Regions from separate parts of the Mus musculus genome. Here region 1 is linked to region 2. A link is a loop called in an ENCODE intact Hi-C map of the cell type or tissue named here. Cell type or tissue: left cerebral cortex. All regions are shown on one strand.

Region 1 (2,500 bases), 130 kb after region 2:
GGTCCCAGTGACAGCTAGGTTCTGATGTTCTTGTGCCCTTGGGGAAGCATATTTACTTTACCTCCATAGACAGGCTCAGCCAGAGGAACCCCACACCCCTCATGTCCTCCCTGCCTTGCCATCTTGAAAGCTGAATCATAAGTGCGCGAAGGGGGCTACTTACTCCAGGCCTCAGGCCTGAGGGCCATGGTCATCAATTGCAGATGATGGGGGACAGTGGTGAAGGGGCTGCATTGTTAATGGATCCTTTCGCCTCAGACCCAAAAAAAGCAACAATCGTTTAAGAGCTGGACCTGTCTGGCCCAGTTACATTTCTGGTGATGTATCTATTGACAGTGGTGACAGAGCTGAGTTAGAGCAGGTCTCCAAAGATCTCATTTGGGAAAATGTGAGGAATGAGCCAAAAGTAAGGCATCCATGCTCAGGATCATCTCTGGAATCATTAAAGGACCTTTCTCTCCCTGCTACCTGCTTGCCTGTGGATCTGGGCTTCCCATGAGTTTCTTAGGTCTCAGTGATACTGATTGTCTTATCAAGACTGGTTATGTCCATGAGCCTGTCCCCTTTTTCTACTTCTTTTTTCTTTTCTTTAAAAGCATGTAGGTAGGATTCTTACAATTTTTCTTGAGATCCAAGAAGCCCTTTACTTTTATGACATGGAAGCAGAAGGAAGTGAGAAGGGTTTGTGGTTCCTCAGAGGCCAATTTGGGCAGTAGAAGCCAGAAAGTGGGGAGAATGGAAGAGATTCAAGAAGTGGCTACTTTGTGGGTACTTAAAGTCTCCATGACATAATTTTACAAGTTGGCACCTAGTGGTTGTTTAATAAATGTTTGTTGAGTTCATGCTGGATAAAATACATATGATTTAAAGGTAAATTAAACTTTTCAGCTGCTATGGATAGCAATCTTGCCACAAAGCTCAGTTGGCCTTAATCTATGAGAATTATTGTTTGTCTTGGACTTGTTCATTTATCCTGAAAGCATTTCTGCAAGACTAACTTTGCACTAGGGTAGTGAATAGATTAATCAAAACTACCTACAGTCCTCAAGCAGCTTATAGACCTACAGAAGGCGAAGGACCTAGAATAAGAAGCAATAACAAGCCTTTCACACCTGCCCCTTTCTTGGTCTTTATAGTCCTTGCGAGGCTTGCAGGAGCTGATTTGGGCCATTGTGGGGACACATGAGAGAACAAGCTTTACCTGATAGATTAGCTCTGATAATTCCAAAAGCTGGTACAAAGGCTGCTGCAAGGTGCATGTTCCATAGACACACACGCACAAACCCTGGTCTTTGCAGCTTGCCCAGCTCTTCCCAGAAGCTGTCATCATATCCTGCAGTTCTGTGTGGCAGTATGAAGTCCTGTAAAATGTAAAGTGTGTGGGGTGAATGTTTTTCTTTCTGCGCACGACTCACTCTCTCTCTTTCTCTTGGCCCAGAGGGCTGCACACCGAGTGTCGGAAAAAAGTACTTCATGGCTTGCCATGGGGACTGTGAGGGCCAAGGCTGCTTGCTGCTCACTAGGTGTTTCATATTGCAGTCAGATAATCTGGGTGATACGGGCCTGGTTTGGAGCCCACCTTCCAAGGATGGAAGGGACCACCCACCACTTTGCCCTTCATTTTGTAATCTGCTTTCACTGCCTGAATTAGGGCTTGTAGTCAAAGCCATAACTCTGACTTTAAAGCTGAGAGCCTCCTAACTTGAGGGGAGATGGTGGTTCCGATCTCCCTGTGTGGAGCCAGATCTTTGCTAACCCTAAGTGGAAGGAGAATGAATGAGAGAGACTTTTTTTGCTCTGCAGGCCTTTGTCAAACACCTACTCAGTGGCAGGCCTCATTCTGAGCATTTTGTAGGTCTTGTGCTGTTCAGTCTTCATGTGATGAGCTGATAGACCCTCAGCTAACATGCCTGCTCTCTCTTCGTGCTTCCCTACAGATCACACAGACAGAGGTCCAGCAAGGACAGCAGCAGTTCAGCCAGTTCACAGATGGACAGGTAGGGACCCAGCCTGAGTTGGGGTCCAGGGATGGCAGACGGTGTGGGTTTGGATGGCTACAGCTTTCTTCCTAGTAGTGGACAAAACATTGTTAAATAAGTAGTACTCCTTTACGTCTGCAGGCTATGGGAGCCAGAAACAAACAAACAAACAAAACCTTAAGTGTTATACAGCTCAAATTACCATTCTTCAGGGAGTGACCTGAGCCCTGGAGGTGGGATGTGCCTCTTCGGAGTTCACTCAGTTATTGTTACAGAGCCAGCACTAAAATTTCGGTTTTCTGGTTCCTTCTCTAGGACTACTTTTTTACTATTCCAGGACACTTAGATATGTGGATTAGTTCAAATAAAGGAACATATGACTGCTTGAACACTCTTAGATACCGAAGGAAGAGGGGCCTTCTCTGCTCACCTGCTTTTCCCTCACAGCATAGTCTCTGGATCCACTGAGGATGAGATGGGTGATATGTCCAGATTTATGTTTTCTGATGCCCAGAAAGAGA
Region 2 (2,500 bases):
TTGGGAGAAGTGCCACAGCCCGCCTAGTCTCCACCCTCTGGGTGGTCCTGGCAGGAAGTGGATCGAGCTGGCCAGTGAACCCAGCAGACAAAGAGACGGCACAAACACTGTGTCTCCTCACCCCACTCCCGACCCATCTTGCTCAGCAACCTCCCACAGCTTTAGGCTACTGCTGAGCTGGGGACCGGCTGGTACCCCATCCCTACCGGGATCCTTCCTCAGGTCTCCCAGCTGCCTAGCCTCACCTGGGAGGGATTTGGAGCCTGGTTTGGGGGTCAGGCCCCGAGCTTCAATCACTTCCACCTCCAGCTGGCCACTCCGGTCCATGATGGCAATGTGCACATCTCCTGCAAGGAAAAGAATGAATGTCCAAGTGAGGTCACATGGGGCTGGCTGGCACGATGCAACAGAAAACATTAATCTGCAGGGGATGCTGCAGTGTCCCTGGGAAGGGAATATGATAGAGCAAACTGTACTTGTTGAAATAGCTCTCAGGGGCTGGTGAGATGGCTTGGTGGGTAAGAGCACCCGACTGCTCTTCCGAAGGTCTGGAGTTCAAATCCCAGCAACCACATGGTGGCTCACAACCATCTGTAACAAGATCTGACTCCCTCTTCTGGAGTGTCTGAAGATAGCTACAGTGTACTTACATATAATAAATAAATAAATCTTTAAAAAAAAAAAAAAGAAATAGCTCTCAGGAGACCACTTCAAAGGGACCAAGGCACACTGTGGGGGAATGACCTTCAAGGAGCACATACTTAGGTTATAACTAATGACTGCCAAACTCTCACCCATGGATGGTGGGTGAGGGGTTTCTGCTTCACTACACAGAACAGGCAAGTCTGGGGGATGCAGCGTACGCCGCAGCCCTTAGCCAGTCTCTTCAGTATATGGCAGACGGATAACAAGAGTATCCATGCAAAGAGAAGCTAAGCTAGGAGCCTGCCCAGCACATCTTTGACCCCGGGAAAAACAGGCTGGGCAGGCCTACACACCCTGCATGATGAGAGCTCACAACACACTCCAAAAAAGGTAAGGGACTGTGGTGAATTCGTGCCCCCAAAGTATGCAGTACAATAATAACATGACGGTTGACAGAACTCATGCTGACTTCCAGGAACTCCTAGCTGTGCTCGTTGTGGGTGAGCAAAGTTTAGAATTATACAGTAGTGTTTGGAACTCCCTTCAGACAGTGTTGAATTATAAATCTGAGTCCCCCTCCCTCCAATTAAATGGGTGAGACTTTGAGTTCTGTCAACCATCATGTTATTATTGTACTGCATACTTTGGGGGCAGGAATTCACCACAGTCAGACACACCCTGAAATTCGTCCTTCTCACTCCAGAGGTTCCTGACCCTGGCAAAAAGACCAAAGGGCCTCATGCCTAACCATGAATATATACTTGTTTTTCCCGCTCTGCGACACAAGGGGGCACCACACACAAAATATTCTAGGTTCTGACGGGTTCATTATAAGGTAGTGGTTGCCACTCCTCAGAGTGTAGGGAAGGGCCTGAGATATTGAGCAAAAGCTTGGAATTAAGCAAATCTGATACTCAGGGCTGGAAGAGTAGACTCGGACTCTCTGAGGGTCCTCTGGACCCCTCTTTCAAGGAAGAAAGGAGAGTACCATACAAAGAAGCCTGGCATAGAATCTAACTCCATTTTCTGTTTCTGCTCTGAGGCTCAAAGGTCAAGTACCATCAGAAACATCTGGATCCAGTAAAGCTCAGGTTAGACTAATGGGGAAGCCTGCCTGGCCAGGACCCAAAAGCACAGGGTTGGGGGAAGATCTGAACACTGCTAACAGGACCCAGTGTGGGCTTTGAGCACTTCCTAGCTGCCAGGAAGAGATGAGAAAATTACTAAAGGTCCCTAGGTGCCAGTCGCTGATGGGAGGAACCAGTCCAATTAGCCACGGTTCCTAAGGAGAGCGCTAAAATGCTTTATAGAAAGTATCTAACAGGAGTGCAGCAAGAAGGGGCGTTAGATTGCAGAACTGAAGCAGGAATTACTAATTCTATCTTCCAGATGAGGAAACGGAGGCTCAAGAAAGTCTAGGGAAGGTAAGTCAACATGGGCTAACACTGTGACCCAGTTATGCACTGAGGGATGCGACAGTCTGGAAAAGCTGCTGCTGGGTAGGGGTCCTTTCTGGCACCTGAGGAAGACACCTGCTGCCACCTCTGATGCTGCTGCCGCCTTCGGCTCTACCACACACTGGACCCCAGAGCTCCTCCTTTCTACTATGCCCCCCCCAAAACCTGCCCTTATTCAGCAAGATTTACCCATGGGGGGTGTGGCCAGCGTCTGTCGCCCCACAATCTGGGCTGGTCCCAGGCCATCCAGAAAGTCACTGAACTGGCTTTCAGCTCCAAGCCGTGTGGGAAAAATAAACCTGCAGAAGGACACAGAAGACATGTGAGGTAGCAGGTGGGCTAGGATGGGGTGGATGCAGAGTCCTTCCATCTGGGAGCCTTGGGTCTCAGTTTCTCTT

Evidence for each region. Peaks named below come from ENCODE experiments on the same cell type or tissue, not always from the same donor. Only the 100,000 strongest peaks of a DNase experiment are listed, where the experiment ranks them.
Region 1: it touches region 2 in a loop (5-fold over the local background); 7 of 42 quality-filtered maps call a loop at or near these places.

What each region holds. Positions count from the first base shown.
Region 1 is chr4:120,758,829-120,761,328 of GRCm38, reverse strand. It overlaps Nfyc (nuclear transcription factor-Y gamma), which reads left to right. Exons shown (of 10, transcript NM_008692.4): 9 at 1,938-1,997. Among named protein-coding and RNA genes, the nearest start is that of Mir30c-1, 9.5 kb to the left of the region's middle. In left cerebral cortex, no CTCF peak of the experiment used is centred here; a DNase peak (open chromatin) is centred at 1,395.
Region 2 is chr4:120,886,835-120,889,334 of GRCm38, reverse strand. It overlaps Rims3 (regulating synaptic membrane exocytosis 3), which reads right to left. Exons shown (of 8, transcript NM_182929.3): 5 at 2,292-2,401; 6 at 246-347. Among named protein-coding and RNA genes, the nearest start is that of Rims3, 33 kb to the right of the region's middle. In left cerebral cortex, a CTCF peak has its summit at 1,440 (motif pointing right); a DNase peak (open chromatin) is centred at 1,443.